2 separate regions of the Homo sapiens genome follow, and region 1 is linked to region 2. Evidence: chromatin loops called from intact Hi-C (ENCODE). Cell type or tissue: gastrocnemius medialis. All regions are shown on one strand. Links, peaks and the distances in the headings refer to the core of each region. The heading gives the core; the rest is flanking DNA. Region 1 has its middle 90 kb from the start of MCHR2. Region 2 has its middle 140 kb from the start of PRDM13.

What was found. A loop is a pair of places that touch in the nucleus more often than their neighbours do. Peaks named below come from ENCODE experiments on the same cell type or tissue, not always from the same donor. Only the 100,000 strongest peaks of a DNase experiment are listed, where the experiment ranks them.
Region 1: it touches region 2 in a loop (3-fold over the local background); 1 of 110 quality-filtered maps calls a loop at or near these places.

Annotation. Positions count from the first base shown.
Region 1 is chr6:100,081,854-100,087,248 of GRCh38, reverse strand. No RefSeq gene overlaps it. Among named protein-coding and RNA genes, the nearest start is that of MCHR2, 90 kb to the right of the region's middle. In gastrocnemius medialis, for the core only: no CTCF peak of the experiment used is centred there; no DNase peak of the experiment used is centred there; H3K27ac peaks cover 1,932 bases.
Region 2 is chr6:99,743,739-99,749,133 of GRCh38, reverse strand. No RefSeq gene overlaps it. Among named protein-coding and RNA genes, the nearest start is that of PRDM13, 140 kb to the right of the region's middle. In gastrocnemius medialis, for the core only: a CTCF peak has its summit at 2,651 (motif pointing right); a DNase peak (open chromatin) is centred at 2,733; H3K27ac peaks cover 635 bases.

The DNA of each region.
Region 1 (5,395 bases), core at 118-5,117, 340 kb before region 2:
TCACAACTTTAGGCATTAAGGCAAAGAGTGCAGATGAAACATCACTGACATTTACTTGGGCACTCTCCACTCTTTCCTGTCATTGGAGGTGGCCTCACAGTCTTTCACAACACAAGTCTCCAAGCATCTACTATAAATTAGTTAGGTTTAAAATGCCAGAAGAAACCCAATTTTTTTCATTCCTGGAATAATGTTCTGTCAATAGAATGTTATTGCACGTGTTATTCCATACCGCTAATTCTTGATTACAAAATCATAAAAAATACCCAAGTGCTTCTGGAATTAGTAAATTTCCATAATTTTAATTATAGATTATCAGTAACTTTTAACTTTCTGATTTTTCCACTTCTCTCATTCTGTCACAAATTTGTCTTCCTTAAATCCATTTTTTTTTTTTTTTTTTTTTTTTTTTGAGACGGAGTCTCACTCTTTCGCCCAAGCTGGACTGCAGTGGCGCTATCCCGGCTCACTGCAAGCTCCGCCTCTTGGGTTCATGCCATTCTCCTGCCTCAGCCTCCCGAGTAGCTGGGATTACAGGCGCCCACCACCACGCCCGGCTAATTTTTTGTATTTTTAGTAGAGACGGGGTTTCACCGTGTTAGCCAGGATGGTCTCGATCTCCTGACCTCGTGATCCGCCCGCCTCGGCCTCCCAAAGTGCTGGGATTACAGGCGTGAGCCACCACGCCCGGCCAAATCCATTTTTACTAAAGTGCCTCTTTTTTAAAAGCTTCTTTGCTTTTTCAGTGACTACTTAATTAAGTCTAAACCCTTTGCTCTCACATCCAAGACCCACCACCATCTAGCCCAGTGTCTCTTTTCAGTCTCACATAATAAGAACACCATTCCTAGACAACTAGAACCACTCATTTCCTAATACACACTTCTTAACATCACCCTCTTTTCTTGATGAGCTCTGTCAGAGTCCTCTTTCCTTTCTTTAATCTTATTCCAACTTTGCTGGTCAAAATTTCTGCCAGTTTTCTAGATTGACCAACTGCTCTCTGAGTTTTAATTATCAGAGAGCTGTATAAGAATGGTTAAGTTACTTCACTTTCCATGCCTCAGATTCCTCATTTATAAAATGGGTACAAACAATAACTACTTTATGGGGTTGTTATGAATATTACATAAGCTACTCTATGGAAAGGTCTTAGAACAATGACTGAAACATGGTAAGTGTTATGCAAGCATTTGCTATTAGTTCATGATTATAATTTAAGAAGTTGGTCTTTTATTAAACTGTAGTACTATTTGGTATTATCTTGTGATAAGGTACTTATCACACTTGCTTTGATACATTAGCATATATATATTCTATGCTCTTTTTTAAATTTTAAGTTTCTTTAAGGAAGTTACAATGAATGTAACAAATTTTTGTATCAAAAAATCAATAATATAGTGTCTTGAATATCACTGGTGATTGAGAGATATTAATTGAACCCAATGTTTTGACAAAAGAATGCTATCTATTGAAATAATTTAATGTGTATTACATTTTCAAAATTCCTTGCATTTTTCAATCTTACACACAGTAAGTTATTTGCTAGAATCTCTGAGCAGGCAATGAACTTCAAAAGGATTGCAATTCACCTTGTTACTTCCAAACAAATGACCACTTCTCTTCATTTAATTGATCTCAAAGGACAAAAATACTTCAATAATTCTTTTTGGTCCATTCCAGTGTTTGTTTAGCTTAATTTTTTTCTAGCCAAATTCTGTTGATACAGTGAGTGTCTCCCAAAGATATTATCTTCTCAGTCTTTAATGCAAGTAAAGCAAGATTATTAGCTTCTTCTCAAAGGATCTATTTCTCTCATTTTTAAATCAACTTGAATCCCCTGCCCAGATTCACTCTCATTCCTGCACTGAAAAGAGAATATAGAAACCAGTGCCAAGAATCAAGGATGAATGATTTTCTGGATATGTTGAAATTTTATCTTGTATTTTTCATAAAGGCTGCATTCTTGCCTAGTGCTCACGGTGATTGATAAGACTCTCAGAACTTGGCTGCATATGTGTGGATTTTCTCCATCCCAGAGCGGCCTAAGTTAGTCCCTAAATGAACTGTTTTGCAACATGGTCTATAAGCCATTCTCAAATATATCAAGGAAATTCTAGAAGGTGTTATGTGCCCCAGCTAATTTAGTGTCATGAGCAAATGTGATGAAATCTCAATTTCTTTATCCAGGTCAGAGCTATTAAATGAAATCAGCCCTTGAGAGGCTCCTGAGGAGCAATTCTTAATGGGTAATCTTTCAGCTTGTTATGCACCCACTACCAGTGGGTAGGTCCAGACTTAATCTTTTTAGCTTATAGACAAAACTGCCAAGAGGTGAGTAGGTGGTGGTGGTGAAGGAGAATCTAAAGGCTTGTTAAAATCAATCAGGGTATGCCTATTACTTTTCCTTGGTCTAAACACAGCTCACCTCTCATATAGCACGAATGCAATATTTTATAACATGACTCATTGCTCAAAGAACCATGTCTCTCGTATATAATGCTTTGTTTTTATTTACATCACTGGAGTTTATCATTGGATCATTTTTAATAATTCCAAAGCTTTTTATGTTACTTTTTAGGTTGTCCTAGTCTAGAAAACTATTTTAAGAATGCTCCTATACACTGCAACAAAGACTAAGAAGTCTACAAAATAATGGGTGAACTTGTGGTTGAAAGCCTAAAGTGATAAATGATAACCACAAAAATCCAACATGTGAAGAAATACTCTGTTCTTTTAGGAAAGGGAAAGGCAGTAAGGGAAGATTAGATCTAAAGTTTTCCCAAAGGCTTACGTCCTGAAAATTGGAAAAAGACCAAACTCTGGAAACTGTTAAGATTTTTTAAAAGGGATTAGGCCTGAAAGCAGGCTGAGGGATAACGACTCTAAACTGAAAGATGGATTCTGCCCAATTGATATCAGATGTCTGAAGTTAAACACCAAGTAATCTTTCCATTTTACTTTTCATGATAGTGACAGGCAAATCAGAATCTATTTTTGATGCTCTTTCATGGCAGATATTGGAGAATCTATCCTGCCTCTGTACATTTGGTGTTTATGACAGGTCATATTTTCTTTGAAAGCCATAGGAATTGAATATATACTAACCCAGGAAGTGGCATAAATGACCCAATAGAGATGTTACCAGTCCTCAAATTGTTTCTATGCCTTTGAACATCTGCCAAAAGAAGTTAAAAATATTTTAATACAGCTGCATTTTTACTTGAAATGAAAATAATGTATTGCTTTGCTCACTGTAAAGATTACAATTATTTACTGTTTAATAAAAAGATCAAAAAGGAAAATGACAAAAGTTAAAAATCACTTGGCAGCTTTCCACTCAACCACTTTTAGCTTGTTTGTATGCATCCTTCCATCTCTGTGCATACATAAGCACATATAAAATTGTGTTTCCAAGTTTCATATGTAGGATCGTATTATGCAATATATTTTCATTCCACAATATATTATGAGTGTTTAATGTCAAAAATACGTTTAAATGACTGCATAGAATTATATTGGATGTATGTACATTTAGGTTGATGGATATACAATGTTTGTAATGTTTTGTTATTATAAATAAAACTTCCATAAACAACTTTCAGTATACATATTGACAGATTGGTGCAGTTGTCTCTTGAAGATAAATTATTAGGTGTGGTGTTTCTGAGACAAAAAGACTATTCATTTATATTTTTGATACATATTACTTAACTGCCCCCCAGAAGAGCTTTTTCAGTTTACTCCCAAAACAATGCATGATCTACTTCATTTACTTTGCTAACACTGTTTACTGTTGCAAACACCAAGTTTCATCAACTTTTTCATTGTTGTCCACCTTAGTGAAAATGATATTTAATTGCTTTATGTTTCTTTGGTTAATAGTAAAGCTTAAAATATTAATGTGAATTTTTAATCTTTTGTGAATTGTCAGTATATTATGTCCTTAGTCATCTTCTTTTCTATTATTGATTTTAAAGATCATATTTTTAAAAATACATATTAGGATGGTCAATTTTGTCTGCCATATTTAATTAAAATAATCTCCTGAATTTTTTACTTATCTTTCAGTTTTGTGTATAGTATTCTTTAATTGTGAAAATTTGTAGCTTATATAGTCAAAGTTTTATGTAGTCAATTTTACACTTATAGCTTTTATGTCATAACATGCCTAGAAAAATACTCAATTCTAATAATTTTATTATGTTACTTTTTGCATTTAAATTTTGTGATTCATAAGGGATTGATTTCTGTATGAGGATGGAGATAGGGATTAATTTTTTTTTCCAGTGGCTAAAATATTGTCCCAATATCCTTTGTTGAAAAAATCATTATTTTGCTCAGTTAGTTAAAATACCCGTCTTATTTTAGGCAAAATTTTTATATACACACGGTTATCTTTTTGTAATTTCTCTAGAATAATTGGCCTGTCTCTGTCTATAGTGGTAATATCAACTATAGCTTTTTGATATATCTTAATAGCTAGTGAGTAGAGAAATTTTATTACACTTAAAGAATATTTTTAGTTCCCCTTCTAATACAGTGATCCCCAGCCTTTTTGGCACCAGGGACTGGTTTCACAGAAGACAATTTTTCCACGGACCGTAGGTGGAGTGGGGGATGGTTTTGGGATGATTCAAGTGTATTACATTTATTGTGCACTTTGTTTCTATTGTTTGACATTGTAATATATAATGAAATAATTATAGAACTCACCATAATATAGAATCAGTGGGAATCCTGAGCTTGTTTTCCTGCAGCTAGATGGTCTCATCTGGGGGTTATAGGAGACCCTGACAGATCATCAGGCATTAGATTCTCATAAGGAGCATGCAACCTAGATCCCTTGAGTGCGCAATTCACGATACGGTTTGTGCTTCTATGATAATCCAGTGCTGCTGCTGATCTGACAGAAGGCGGAGCTCAGGCTAACATGAGTGGTGGAGAGCAGCTGTAAATATAGATGAAGCTTTGCTCACTGGGTCCGCCGCTCACCTCCTGCTGTGTGGCCCAGTTCTATGGACTGGTACAAGGTTGGGGACCCCTGTTCTAATATATTATTCTAGATAAAACACTTAGTCAATTTCCAAAAAAATTATTGGATGTTTAAGTGAATGACTAGGTGAATTTCAGTGGAATTAATTTTTGCCCTCTGGTGGCTTTGTGATGTGTCAGCTTGGCAAGGCTAAACTACACTTCCTGGAATTCCCTTTCTTATATATTTTCAGGGAGATGCTTGGATGAGATTTGGGGGTGAAGCAACAGACATTTTGTAGCTCACACACTTTATCTCTTATCTGCTGGTTCACTCCGTTGTTATGAGGGAGGCAGCAGCTGGACCTACAACTGTTGCACCTTCTCCTTCAGCTTCTCGGACTACTGGGCCAGGTGTATG
Region 2 (5,395 bases), core at 124-5,123:
AAATTTATATTTGCTTTTGACAAAAGTGTTGGAGGAAAGGGATTCCTGTACTGTTAACATACTTTCGGAGGGAAGTTTAGCAATATTTAGCAATTTTAATGGACATTCCCTTTGACTCAGCAATTCCACTTTCATGAATATGTCCTCTAGTTGAACAATAGCATATATATTCATATATCTATACACACACACACACACAAACACACATATACACGGTTGACCCTTGAACAACTCAGGTTTGAACTGCACAAGTCAACCTATACTGGAATTTTCTTCTACCTCTGCCACCACAAGACAGCAAGACCAACAGTTCTTTCTCCTCCTTCTCTTCCTCCTCAGCCTACTCAACATGAAGAAAATAAGGATGAAGACCTTTATGCTGATCCACTTCCACTTAATGAATAGTAAACATATTTTCTCATCTCTATGATTTTCTTAATATTTTCTTTTCACTAGTTTATTGTGAGAGTACAGTAGATGATACCTACAACATGCAAAATATGTGTTAATGACAGTTTCTGTTATCAGCAAAGCTTCCAGTCAACAGTAGGCCATTAGTTAAGTTTTTGGGAAGTCAAAAGGTATACATGAATTTTCTACTGCATAGGGACCCGGGGTTGGGGACGATGATCAGCATTCCTAACTCCCACATTGTTCAAGGGTCAACTGTACACACAGATTTTTGTACATGGAAATACATTTACTCAGATGTTTGTTACACCATAGCTTATATTTGGAGATAAAAAACACCAGAAGTAAACCAAATATCCCAGAGGAAGGCTGACTAGATATGTGATGACTTATTCATCTTCATATAATTAAATACTATATGTCCAATAAGTGAGGTAAATATAGATATTACTACTGGCATAGATATTGCTAAGCGAAAGACAATGTTGCAAAAGTATATAGAATGTAGTCTTTTTTTCTAAGATAATATACAGGTTAACGTATGCATTTAAAAATTTAGAGAAATATACAGCAAATTGTTAACAGTGATTATCTCTACAGTATTAAAGTAGGGAGTCACTCTATATTGAACATTTATGATTCGTTTATGCATTCAGCTAAATATTTTTACTATTTATCCATTTATTTATTTATTTATTTTTGAGATGGAGTCTCACTCTGTCGCCCTGGCTGGAGTGCAGTGGCGCGATCTCAGCTCACTGCAACCTCCGCCTCCCGGGTTCATCAGCTAATATTTATTTAGCACATACAATGTGCCAAGTGATCTTCAAGGTGTCAGGAAACCTAGGGAGCAAAACAAAGTCATCAGTGTGTGATCCTTTTAAAATCAGAAAAAACAATACAATTCCTGGGATTTCAGCTATTTTAAGGAAATAAAGAAGTGAGAACCATTCATCCCATTACCCCTGTTAAGACTCTTTACCCCTTTTTTCTTGTCCAGAACTTTTTTGATGTTAACCTAATCACAGCCAGATTTTTTTTTTCTGAGACAAAGTCTCATTCTGTCGCCCAAGGTTGAATGGAGTGCAATGGTACCATCACCACTCCCTGCAACCTTGGCCTCCCAGGCTCAAGCGATCCTCCCACCTCAGCCTCCTTAGTAGCTGGAACTAAAGGCATGCACCACCACACCCGGCTAATTTCTGTATCTTTTGTAGAGATGAGGTTTCACTATTTTTCCCAGGCTGGTCTTGGCTCAAGTGATCCCCTGGCCTCGGCCTCCCAAAGTTTTGGGACTACAGGTTTGAGCCACCACACCTGAAGATCTTAATATAAGCTATCATTAAAGCAATCTCTATTAGGTCTAAATGTCTTATGAAAAAGATTGTATTATACTTTATTATCTATAAAACTTAAATACTTTTGTTACTATATATCTGAACCTGCAATTATGTAAGAGTAATGAAGTACATTTGTGATTTCATTACATATACTTTGACAGTAATAAGATAATTATGTATACGTAAATATGACTATGTAACCATACACATGAATATTTTCACAAAGCTTAAATAATAACTATAATTGTTTTTACTCATGAACCACAAGATAATATTAAGCTTATGGATCTGTAATATTTCAATATCTTATTCAACTTACTACTAACATATATTAGAAGATTTTCAGATTGATACTAATATTGTAAGAGTATAGTAAATTTTATTAAAACGTATATGTTTCTTATACAATATGTAAATGCTAATATTAATTCATATGCTTCAATTTTTTTAAAATCTAGTATGTATTCTCTCAAAAATGTCCTAATATGAGGGTTTTTTTTCCTTTTTTCCCTTTAAATTAACAAAAAGTATTTAAAGAATTATTCACAAAATGTCTTTGACTTCAATGAAAACTCATACTTATTAAAGGTAAAATTTTTAGAAAGTACTTAGGGTTCTTATTCATAATGTTCTGAACAAATTATAACTAACTCCACTAGGATGGACAAACAGACAGATACAAAATATGTAAGGGGGAAAAAAGCCAACAAATAAATTCTAAATACTTACAAAGCAACGTTGTAATGTAATAGCCGTGGTCCCCTGACAGTGAGACTAATCACTGTGAAAGGACATCTATTCAGAAAGTGTATTCATTTGCATCATACATGAATTGCCTAGCCCTAAACTCCCCAACGCTAAAGTACTTGTGCTACAGCTGGCTGTAATTTACACAAATTTCACTAGATGGCAGTGTGGGTCGAGTAGCCAAATGTTTACAAGTCATGTCTTCAAATTTGATACCAGACTAAGAACATTACACAACTGGACTCCTTGTTATCATCAAAAATAGATTGTGGCTGGGCACGGTGGCTCACGCCTATAATTCTAGCACCTTGGGAGGCTGAGCTTGAGCTCAGGAGCCAGATACCAGCCTGGGCAACATGGTGACACTCTGTATTAAAAAATAATAATAAAATAAAAAGTGTTTTATGAATAAAAGACACATCACATAAAAGCATAATAAAAAGACAATGTGAAGGAGCAAGATTTTAAACAAAAAACACTCTGAGCACATTTGCTCTGCTGTTTATCTCTCCTAGTATCTCAAGCTTGAGGGTGCTTAGGACACACACCTGAGAAACTTGTTTAGAATTCACATTTCCAGTCCCTGCTCCCACCCTTGAGATTCTTAATGAGAATGTCTGCAACAGAACAGAGCTCAATTTTCAAGAAATATCTAAGGTTGTTCTAATACAGCAGGATCATGAGAAACACTGCTCTAAAGCATGAATCCCCAAAGAAGTGGCACATTTGTATCATCAGCTCCAATCCAGTCACTCCTGTGACCACAATACCCAGCCCATCCCTTCCTGCATTCTCCACATATCTGAAATATTGTATTCGAATGTCAGCACATTAAAGATATCAAAGCAAGAGTGGAAACTGTTTCTAGCCTTGGCAACAGCTCAAAGACTCATCCCTTCAAAAATAACTTTAGAGGAATTTATTGCCAAGCAGAAGCCCCTGGACTGCAATGAATTTACTATTTGCATCGACTATGATAAACTTAACGATTTTTAAAGAAGTTTGTCAAACCATTCACTCCTGAAGCAAAAAGAGCTGTACCAACCACCTTTTGTCATCTATCCACCATTCTGACTCTTGAATTGGACTTCTAAAAATTGTCCTATGTATTTCTTGCATTTCTCTACTTTTTGTCCACACAAAGCCATCCCTTCCCACTTGCCTCCTGGACCATAATTCTCCTGCACCCTACGCAGCATCCACCTGCTCTGTCTTTGTTCATGACCTATCGAATCTCGCCTCCATCTTGGCTTCTCCCATAAAGACCTAACATCTCAGGCCAGGCACAGTGGCTCATGCCTGTAATCTCAGCACTTTGGGAGGCCAAGACAGAAGGATCGCTTGAGCCCAGGAGCTCGAGACCAGCCTGGGCAATATAGGAAGATCCTATCTCTTCAAAAAATAAAATTAGCTGGGCATGGTGGCATGTGCTACTCAGGAGGCTGAGGTGGGAGGATTTGTTTCAACCTGGGAGGTCGAGGCTGCAGTGAACCCTGTGATCACGCCACGGCATGCCAGCCTGGATGACAAAGCAAGACCTGCCTCAAAAAAAAAAAAAAAAAGAGAGAGAGAGAGACCTAACATCTCACATTTTCCCACTTAAGAATCTGGCATTAGTGGCTGTCATCTGTAATAATTACCAATTCGTGTCTAATCTTGAAAGAATACTGTGAGTGGCAGATTTAAAGAATAAAGAATCTTTAAGTCAATGCTATGTAATAGTGTTACTTGAAAACTGAGCTCTGTTCTGTTGGAGACCTTCTGATTAAGAACCTCAAGGGTGGGACCAGGGACCAGAAATGTGAATTCTAAACAAGCACTAATTACTAAGTAATTTAGTGTTTAATTACTAATAGAAGTGCCCACAAGTATTTCACCAATTAATGTAGTTTTTATTGACTGTGGGTAATTCATCTCTACTGTGTTTCAGTTATTTTCATCCACTCCTAGAGTTTTTATAAGGAGTAACTACTAAATTTTATCATATTTGAAGTAACTTGAAATAATTAGATGGTTTCTCTCCTTTAATTCATTAGTATGGATATTTCTATTGCTAGATTTCTAATCTTGAACCATTCTTTGATTCCTGAAATAAACTCTATGAAGTGATTTTTCTTTTACTATCCTGCTGGATTAGGTTGGTAGTAACCTTTTCTTCAATGACTTTGCATTTATGTAATTTTTGTCATCTTATAATTCTAGATTAGTTTCATCTAGGAGTTAACTGATCTTTACAAGTTGGCTAGTCCTTAGTAGTAAAACTATCTGGGCTTGGTGCCTTTGTAATGATAGATCTTTACTTTTCTGATCTCTTCTACAGTGATTGGTCCATCATGATTTTATATTTTGTGGGGAATCAATACTAGTGTTTTCCTAGGAAATAATTCATTTTCTCTAGTTTTTCAAAATCATTGTCTTAGGGTCATATATAATGTTTCCTTGTAAATCTATCTTTCCAATTGTGGTTGTATCTATAATTTTTGATGTTTGTCTACAGAGAGTTTTCAAGCTCCAGGACACTCTCTTCCCCTTCCAGTCTACTTTTGGGTAAGCTGATAAACTCCCTCTTTTGGTACTGGTGGGATGTTCAAACAACGCAAGCCCCAACCCACATGTGGGAACCTTCACCTCAGCCCTAACCTTTAACCACAATAAACCACAAACCAGTCTCCTTTCCCTGCACTCTCAAGCCATTTTTGGACCTGCCTAAGAGCCTGCCCTAATCTTCCAAAAAGCTTCATTATATGAGCAATAAATCTTTACGTGCTCTCTTGATGCATGTGTGATGTCATCATTCTTGACATCCAAAGAGGCAGAGGGAAGGCAGGTGTCCATCCCACCTCTGGAGGGTAACATTAATTGGTGCTGTGAGCAGTGTGTCTGAGTAATGACCACTA